Regions from separate parts of the Homo sapiens genome. Here region 2 is linked to region 1. The links are chromatin loops, found by intact Hi-C in ENCODE. Cell type or tissue: A673. All regions are shown on one strand. Region 1 overlaps HAPSTR1 (HUWE1 associated protein modifying stress responses). Region 2 overlaps USP7 (ubiquitin specific peptidase 7).

Region 1 (5,000 bases):
TGGCAGTACCATGGTTTATTCTTTTGCTTTTGTTGGTATTGCTTTGTGCTTGAAGGGGAAGGCAACACATTTTTAGTGTTTTTATGTGCCAGGTTCTTAGCCTAGGCCGTATAAAATGGGATTGTCCTCTGGCTTTGGTCCTGTTGGGTTCTTGTAGAATGTGTCCCTTTAGGACTAACCTAGCAGTTTTCGTTAGTGCTAACTTTTCGTGTAAGAAGATGGGTTCAGCAGTTGAACTCTGAAATAATCCTTAATTTGATTACTTCATTTAAAAATGTTTACAATTTGTTTGTTTTCCTGCTCAGAAAACTTAAGGAGGAACATTAATTTTATTTTTAGAAAACATCACATATGATTCTTGGATTATTGTAAATGCTAGATTGTTAGTCTGAACTAGTTTTATTTTGTACCTTGTTTCTGTACAGTGAAAACACATCCCTTGCCTAATAGAAATGGTAAGTTGTGTCTTGTGGAATTTGATAGTGCAACGTTTTCTTATTTGATTCAAGGAGTGTGTGGATAATACTCTGGATAGCCTCACACTTTTTCTTTTTCAGGGTGTGGTCTTTAGAGAACAGGCATACAGCTGTAGGAATAATTGGTTACCTTAAATAGAACCAATAAAATTAGCAAGGTGGTGTCACAAGTGCATGCAGCAGTAAGTAGTACTAAATTTAAATGATATTGGTTATAGTTCTGATTAAATATTTAAATATAATTTAAGGGGGGAAAAATTTGGTGGATACTTCTAAGTGGGCAGCAGGCAGCATTCCTGTATTTTGTATAATATCTGACAAGGTAAAAATGGCTTATTGTGCAGCCTGGGGACAATTTGGCACTCCTACCAGCTTCTTGATAACTACCAAGAAGTTCATTAGGTGTTTATCTCAATCCTGACCTTCATTAAGAAGGTCAGGATTGAGATTAAAAACCCAGCAGAGGGTCGCTTTTAGTTGTCAGAGGGCTTTTGAAAAGTTGAAAATTGAGTTAATTGGTTTGGTTGGAATGTGGCTAGAAGGATTTGGAAGATAATGTAAATGTAAGTTGAACTTCAGCAAGGACAGAATTCAATAAAATGGAGTGGGTGGTTACCTCTACTGTAAATAGTAGGGTCAGACTTGTCTTCCCCTTTCCAAAAAAGGAAGGAAGCCAAAATACTGACTGCTGGTTTTTGATTTGATAAATGCAAAGAGGATGGTGTTTCTTCAATATTCAGTAGTATCCTTAGATCAGTATATTTTTTGATTCCTGGAACTAAAGAAGGGGAGTAAAAAATCATTTTAATCTGGCTAGGGTTGATGTTTACCCAGTGTCATTGTGAGTTGGAGTCTACTGCCACATTGCCTGAGTTCAGATCTTGGCTCTGTTACTTCTTACCTTTATGGTCCTGGAGACAGTGAAGCCAGGTGTTAATTCACCATTGTGCTCCTTGACTTAATTAACTTAAATAGGGATAACTACCACAGATTCTAGTACAAGCTCTTAGCTTTGTGCCTGGCATAGTGAGTGCTCTGGCATTCATTGTGTTGGTGGTCAAGTTTTAAGTATTTTTTGGATTTTTCTCAATGTGGGCAGTGCTTAAAATGAAGGGAAGTAATAATAGTTTATTTTCTGTCTTTTTAAAAATTTTTTTTGTGTTGAAATAAACTCTGGTGTGTATTTCCTTCTTCATCTTCTTTCCCTAATTGGAGTAAATGTAAGTAGAATTGACAGGTGGGAAAAATAGTCTGATGCCCTTAAGTCCTCACTTTTGATACATCTTGATGCCAAGCCCTCTTTATATGTCTCACTTCAGTGTGGCCATTTTGGACTCGTACACTAAAGGAGAACTGAGCATAACTGTAAATGTGTGGGCCAAGTGGCAGGTGACTTAGAAACAAATGGCCAGAAATCATATTCTACCTGGAGACTGGTGGAGCTGGTTTGTGACTCACTTGGCTGCAAAAAATTATTACTGAGTTTGAGACTTTGTTCAAAATACCTTAGTGTGGATTACAGTGAGAAACCCTAAGCATTAAATTTCTATTTAACTTTTCATGCCTGTAATCCCAGCACTTTGGGAGGCTGAGGCAGGAGGATTGCTTGGGGCAATATAGTGAGATCCCGTGTCTTAAAATTTTTTTTTAATGAAAAAATTGTAGCTTTGTCAGAAGCAGTAGCCTCAGTTATACATAATACTTATTTTTTATAATAGACTGCTTTTTTTGTGTGTAGCTCTTATTTTTTTTCCTTTTTTGGAGACGAAGTCTCGCTCTTGTCCCCCAGGCTGGAGTGCAATGGCGTGATCTCGGCTCACTGCAACCGCCTCCCTGGTTCAAGCGATTCTCCTGCCTCAGCCTCCCCAGTAGCTGGGATTACAGGCGCCTGCCACCACACCAGGCTACTTTTTGTATGTTTAGTAGAGACGGGGTTTCACCATGTTGGCCAGGCTGGTCTTGAACTCCTGACCTCAGGTGATCCGCCCGCCTTGGCCTCCCATAATGGTGGGATTACAGGCGTGAGCCACCGCGCCTGGCTCTTTTTTTTTTTTTTTCTTTTGAGACAGGGTCTCATTCTGTCACCCAGGTGGGAGTGCAGTGGTGCTGTCTCAGCTCACTGTAACCTCCACCTTCCAGGCTCAAGTGATCCTCCCACCTCAGCCACTGAGTAGCTGGGACCACAGGCACCCATCACCATGCCCAGCTAAGTTTTTGTATTTTTGGTAGAGATGAGGTTTTGCCATGTTGCCCAGGCTGGTCTCCTGAGCTCAGGCGATCCACCTGCCTCAGCCTGCCAAAGTGCCGGGATTATAACTGTGAGCCACCATACCCAGCCTGTGTGTAGTTTTTCTGTGAAAGAATATGTTGGTTGCAAGTATGAGAAAACACAAGTTGGGCTGGCTTTAGCTGTATGGCCATGTATTGGCTCCTCTGACTTAAAAGGCCACAGTAGGATTGACTTAATTGAGCAGCCCAGGCTCCCCTGCTCTGTTCTCCCCTGTGTGCACTCGCACACTTTGTTATCAGGCTGGCTTCATTATGTTGGCAGAATGGCTTGTGGCTCACATCTTAGAGCCACTCAGTAAAGCTTAGAAGAGCCTAAAAATGACTTCTGTCATCTCTTGGCCATAACGGGGTCACTTGCTTACCCACAACCATTAATAGGGGTACATAGGGTTATGCACATGAGTTGAGAGCTAAGCCACAACCCCTTGAGCAAATGTGGAGGGAGCTTCTCTCGAAACATGGTTGCTATCTAAACAAAAACCTGGAGTGCTTTTAGGAAGGGGAGGACAAGGATTGGATGCCAGGCAGGCAACAAACAGTGGTTATTAAGATGCTCCCCCAGGGCTGGGGCGGGGGCTCACGCCTGTAATCCTAGCACTTTGGGAGGCTGAGGCGGAAGGATCATTTGAGGTCGGGAGTTTGAGACCAGCCTGACCAACATGGAGAGAAACCGTATCTCTACTAAAAATAAAAGATTAACTGGGCATTGTGGTGCATGCCTGTAATCCCAGCTAACTCGGAAGGCTGAGGCAGAAGAATTGCTTGAACCTGGGAGGCGGAGGTTGTGGTGAGCCGAGATCAGGCCATTGCACTCCAGCCTGGGCAGCAAGAGCGAAAATCCATCACACACACACACAAAATATTATCCCCCTGGTTCCTGGTCCTTTGTTTTGTGTGCTAGGTGAAGATTAAGTAAATACATAAGTAGCTAGGAGGTGTGCTTATTTTTGGATGCCACTTCCTTAGGGAATACGATTGGGAACAGTTTTATTTTGGCTGTGACTTAGATTGTTACATTCCTAAAGAAACAGTACATTTTCTTTACTGGTTGGAGTGCCAGGGCTCACACCTGTAGTCCAGCACTTGAGGCTGAGGGGAGAGGTTCTCTTGAGATCTTGAGGCTAGGAGTTTGAGATCAGGCTGGGCAACATAGTGAGACCCTGCCTCTACCCTTCCTCCCAAAAAAGAATAAAATATTTTTCTGTGTGGTGGACTGGCTAGTGCAAATTTAATTCTTAAGTTTAAAAATCACGTAGTCAGTAGTATTTCTTTAGAAGTGTTGCTTTGATGTAGCATTGTGCTCTTATGGTTTGTAGATTGTCTGCAATTGAGAGATGGCTTCTCATTTGAGGAAGAGAGGTCACAGAGGGAACTCTGTCAATGAACTTTGGACACAAGGCCCTTTGAACTTCAGTTCCTTGTTACAAACTTGCGATACCTGCTCTAATTCACATGAATCAATGTGTATCAAAAAGCTATAAGTAGAGTAATCTGATTAATTTTATGCAGTTATGTAAGAAAGTTATGATTTGGTCTTCAGAATCAATATAATTCTTTGCCCTCTGCCCCCACCCCAGCCCGTTGTGGTGGGAGAATTTGTCTTCTAAAATCTCTTGGATTCAGTTTCCCATGCTTATATAAAAGCATTTAAAGAAAAAAAAGGGAAATATGGGATACCTGCTATGACTGGTGTATGAATCAGTTCATTTTCTTTTTTTTTTCTTTTTTTGAGATGGAGTCTTGCGTGTCACCCAGCCTGGAGTGCCATGGTGCAATCTTGGCTCATTGCAACCTCTGCTTCCCAGGCTCAAGTGACTCTTCTGCCTCAGCCTCCCAAGTAGCTGGGATTAGAGGTGCCTGCCACCATGCCTGGCTAATTTTTATATTTTGAGATGAGGTTTCACCATGTTGGCCACGCTGATCTCGAACTCCTGGCTTCAAGTGATCCACCCACCTTGACCTCCCAAAGTGCTGGGATTACACGGATGAGCCACTGTGCCATGCCCGCCCAGTTCCTTTTTTGAATAAGGAAATGAATGTGTTGTGGTTAAAGGTTAGATTGACATTTCAGTGCTTGTGGAGTTTGCCTAACCTTCAAGTATGTGGCTCTTTTTCACAGTGACTTTGGTTTCTGTAAAATAGTGTTGGACGCAAGACTGGCCACAGCTTCTGTGCTGTTTTTCTGGGATAGGTACCCGAAAGTCCACGCTTCTAGAATTGGGGTGTGCTCAGAGC
Region 2 (5,000 bases), 170 kb before region 1:
GGAGAAATCTGTGCCCCTCTAAGCAGGGGAGGGGCTGGAGAATGCAATGATAAGTGACTTAGCATAGTAAGAAGTAACATTCCTAAGATTGTTCCACTGGTTACCACCTCTGCAAAAAGCAGCCAAAGTGAACTGAATGATTACTGGAGTCACATGGAACCACTCAGTACTATGCCTGAATCATGAAAGGACCTCAAACAGCATTATGTCTTTTAAAGGAAATTTAGCCCACTGGGAACTCCCTTTGAATGTCTGACTAAAAAGTGAGACGTGAATCCAGAAAGCTGCTAAAAACGTAAGATACGAAACTGGAGAAAACATGTTTTCAAAGACACTTGTCCAATTTAGAAAGTAAAAATCTGACTCTAAAATCAATAAAGGACTTGAAAAATCAAAAAGTTAAGGGAACAACAAGCAGTAATGCACCAATTGTTCAGACTAAATACACTGTTACTTACACTCCAGGCCATAAAATTGGAAAATCCCCAATCATTTTCTTTATGGAAGAACAAATGACTAATACGACGACTGAACGACTTTTCATCATCTCTGTAATTTATTATCTTCAGCACTGCTTGTGCATGGCAAGACCATGACCTGTTTAAAAGAATAATCTGAGCCTTAGTTGACATTATTTACCAGATGTTATACATTTTTAAAGACAGTAAACATAGCACACCAAAATTCCCATTTATGATTTCATTGCTCTCTCCTTTCGGGTTGGGGTTAAAGGTAGGATGGAGGCATTTTTACCTTTAATAGAGAAATGGGTGTTTGGGGCTCCCCCAGTGTATTCTGTAGTGATTTCACTCATGGTTTCATTTTTTAATTCCTTAGAAGTTGAAACAAATTTTCTTTCATTGTATCTATACAATTTTGACCTCTGCTTCTACTGCCGATATAGGGGTCACCTCTCAGCGTTGCTCCTGCCCCTACAGCCCTTCAGTGCCATGCCTCTCGAGCTCTCCTAGGATGCCCTCCAGCACATGCTGGGGGAAAACCAGCACCGGGGAGCTCTGTGGCCTTAGAGCTTGCTGTCCTGCCCCGGCATCGACGAATTCACGATGAGGCACAAAATTACAACCACAAGAGAACTACTGTACCTGCAGTGAAGTGTGGGGTGGACCACAAAAGGGCCTCTAGATCCAGGTTCAAAAACCATACATACAGCACTTAAGCCAAAGAAAGTTAAGGTTTGCGATTTAAGTGGGGCCTTATCAATCAAAGCTGCAACTGAGCCCTGAAATGGTTTGACTCTTCAGGACAAGGGTAGGACAGTGCTGTTCCCACAGCACTTCCTGCTTGCTCGGGACGCTGACACTGGGTATGGACCATTCACTACTTTTCCAAAGTGCTTCAGGCTAAAGTTGTCCATCGGACTAAAACAAACCTAGCCCAAATACTCATCAGATCACATCATAATGTGAACAGAAGAGGACAACTTTAACCATCCACAGGCCCTGGCTGCATCATAAAATTACCTTAAACATTAAAGAAAATGAAAGTACGGCCAGGTGCGCTGGCTCACGCCTGTAATCCCAGCACTTTGGCAGGCCGAGACAGGCAGATCACCTGAGGTCAGGAGTTCGAGACCAGCCTGGCCAACATGGTGAAACCCCGTCCCTATGAAAAATACAAAATTAGCTGGGTGTGGTGGCACACGCCTATAGTCCCAGCTACTTGAGACGCCGAGGCAGGAGAATCGCTTGAACCCGGGAGGTGGAGGTTGTGGTGAGCCAAGATCAGGCCACTGCACTCCAGCCTGGCGACAGAGTGAGACTCTGTAAATTTTATTCCCTGGGGGATCTGACAGAACAGCCAGAGTCAGTTCACTCTGGGGAACATGTTACTGAGGGTTCCAAAGGGCCACTCTGTGGCGTGGCAGGGAGACTAGGACAGGTGCAGTCCAAGTCAGCAGCTTCCCCTGGTTCCAACTGCAGACAGGTTGACAAAGTGGTCCGTACTCCCAGAATCAACTGGGTTTTTGATAAAGGGTGAATTAATTTTCTAATTCATCTAAATAGAAGGACCATCAAGATTTCTCAGTTTTTGGACATTTCATAATATACATGAATGTTTAAATGTTCCTCAAGTCAGAGGGCCATGTTGTATAAATCCTTCACAAAGTATGTTTTACTTGTACTTTCTGAACAACCCGTACAAATTAGCTATCACACAATGGAAAGGATGTCTGGCTCTGACAGCTGCCATTTTCTGCTCAGACAGTTACTGACAGAGTAAGAATTAAGCCTGGTGGCTCAATGGTCAGCTAATCCAGGCCGGCCCTGATTCCATGGGCTGGTAGATTCTAACAAACTATTTTTAGTTTTTTCACTTACAAGATAAAAATATACTTTTCTAGCTTGGATATTATACATATACCAGTGGGTTTTAAAGAGAAACACGTATTTAATCTAATTTAAAATCAAAAGGCTATGTAGAGGCAGCAAATAACTTAAGATAAAATTGCACTAGGCTGATCAAATTTGGCTTCCAGTAATGAAATACTGTCTTACGTGGAATCAGATTCAGCATTGCACTGGAGAAAGAATCCTACGCTTTTTTGGTGTGGTCTGTCTGGATAAAAGCGTGGCATCACCATAATCTTCCATGGCAGATTTCGCACAAAACACGGAGGGCTAAGGACCGACTCACTCAGTCTGCTGAAGCGCTCCACAGTGAACTGAAAGGTTGCCTCGGAGCGCCAACTGGTGTCTGCAAAAAAAACACATCATCAGTCACAGAGCCTGTGCATTGACCAAAAGCACTAGCATTAATCGACATGGAGTAAACTGTTCTATACATCCTGATTTAACTGCTAAAACCTAACAGTTTGAAAAAATTGCTTCCAATTTATTAAAACCCGAAGACTGAGATAACATACAGTTTCTGAATGGATTAATTCTTCCTTATGAAGTCCAAAACTCAGAGTGCTAACCATACACTTGCCATCCCTGTCAGACTGAGTTCCACATGAGAACAATGTCTACTTTACTAAAGCTGAATTCCCAAGGACCCCAGGCACCAAGTGAGTGGAGAGACCTTGGAGAGAAGGAACGACATGGCTCATATCTGTTCAAGGACGGGACTTCTGGGGGTAAAGACCACGACATGGGACTTGGGCTGACTTTACAGAGCACGGAACACACAGGCAGGACTTGAGAGCCAGGGAAACAGCCATTCCCCTGGAAGCTCAGCACTGCTCAGAGGCAAGACAAGGGCTACAACAGTAGCCTGATAATAAATGCTAACCTCATTGGTTCACGATTTTTGCAAAAATACTAGCCTGGACACCCTAGGGGGAATAATTTTTTTTTTAAGAACTGGTATTTTTTCCCACATGAGTAGTATAAATTGTTAAATGATAACAAGACCAAAGGCTGATTTAAGATATTTAAGTTTCTGACAACACAGTGCCTCTTAGCAGAGGTCCAACTGAAGGTCTCCATTTAAAATTCAATCTTTCACTGATGACAGTGACTATTCATTTGCATGTGGCCATCGGTCAATCACCTTTGACAAACCCTGCAGCATCTTACTGCTTCCCAAACGACTCCTGCGAAGGCACAGTCCTCCCACACCCACACCAATCTGTTATTGACCAATACTTTTATAAAGCATCATGAAATTGCCACAGCAAAGTCAACATGCTACACAAGCTTCTAAACGCTTCCTTTCACTTTCTGTACCTATCTCATTATAGTCTGCACACAGCTCACTGACTGGCAGGAGTCCCAGGGCCACACCAAGGGCCAAGCTCTACAGGCAGTGCCTGGAAGGCTGTTCCCGGCTTAGAATCAGGTGCTATTTTGACATCCCTGACCACCAGGCTCCTAAGGCACAAAATGAGACTTGTAGGCTTGGGTAAAGAGTGCCTAAGAACATCCTCCCATCCTTCATCTTCAGGCCCCTGAAGGCAGTCACCATGTCATCCAACAACCCTTCAGACTCCAAAGTTCACTAACAACTGAGTTCTCAGCATCAGCCACTTCTCAGGGAAGAGAATTTGCTTGAAGTTTCTGACTGAGTTTGGTCTTAAGAAAACATGTCCATCAGTCCTCCTGGGAGGGTAGTATTGAAATATCAAAAGCATGTGTGACGGTAAGCACTTCTACCTTCTTTGAGACACTCTTCATCCCAAATTATTTTATTTCACATAACCCTGCTGAGTTGCTTACAGCACAGGAACTTTGGAAGGAAGAGCAGCTGAAAGAGGCGCATCTTGTCCAAAATAATTATTTATTTGAGCCTCTTCAAGTGGTATTCCCCTAATCCTTTTGAGGATAGAAGTCTACTAAAAGGCAAGAAACTTGTTTAAGATAATAACGTCTAGAATGGCGTGGTGGAATAAGTTTTGCCATGTGCTTTTAGGATCATGCAATTCACAGCTGATCAGGAGTTAAGTTCTGCAAGGTAGACAAGAGACAGATGTCAATTCCCACATTTTAGGTGAGGAAATGGAGGTTCGCCGAGGCTGTTTTACAAAGTGACAATAGAGGATTTTAATATCCAAGATTTGTCAAGACACTATGCACAGTGACCTGACTCTGGTTTTTAAAATTCCACTCCTGGAAGTTACCATAACACACACAAAACACAGGCCTCAACAAAATGAGACTACTAGCTTGCCCGCTTTATGAAGCCCATGTATACAGAACTGCACAGAAGCAACCAAATGGAAAATCACTGCAGGACCTAAAAAGCTGAAAGAAACAAGGTTATGCCTCTTTTCCAACCCATCTATTTTATATAATTCAGCTCTTTACAGGGTTTGATTTTATGTATACAAAATCAATACATATTGTAAGTGCTTTTGGAACTTTCACCCTATACATTAAATTTTCCAAGGTACTCCTTAAACATTAAAAAGACCCAAACAATGGTGAGACTCAGAATTGAAGTTTGCACTTGGTTCACCTGCTGCCCAGCCCCGCAGAGGCCACCGCGCATCCGTCTCTGTGCCCCCGAGTGTGGCACTGCCCTGACACACAGTGGTTAGT

Evidence for each region. A loop is a pair of places that touch in the nucleus more often than their neighbours do. Peaks named below come from ENCODE experiments on the same cell type or tissue, not always from the same donor. Only the 100,000 strongest peaks of a DNase experiment are listed, where the experiment ranks them.
Region 2: it touches region 1 in a loop (2.5-fold over the local background); 3 of 110 quality-filtered maps call a loop at or near these places.

Annotation. Positions count from the first base shown.
Region 1 is chr16:9,094,723-9,099,722 of GRCh38, forward strand. All of the region lies in intron 2 of HAPSTR1 (HUWE1 associated protein modifying stress responses), which reads left to right. Among named protein-coding and RNA genes, the nearest start is that of HAPSTR1, 5.6 kb to the left of the region's middle. RefSeq lists an enhancer at 2,514-3,013. In A673, no CTCF peak of the experiment used is centred here; no DNase peak of the experiment used is centred here; H3K4me3 peaks cover 1,605 bases; H3K27ac peaks cover 1,503 bases.
Region 2 is chr16:8,920,699-8,925,698 of GRCh38, forward strand. It overlaps USP7 (ubiquitin specific peptidase 7), which reads right to left. Exons shown (of 31, transcript NM_003470.3): 3 at 2,517-2,715; 4 at 459-597. Among named protein-coding and RNA genes, the nearest start is that of USP7-AS1, 40 kb to the right of the region's middle. In A673, a CTCF peak has its summit at 2,723; no DNase peak of the experiment used is centred here.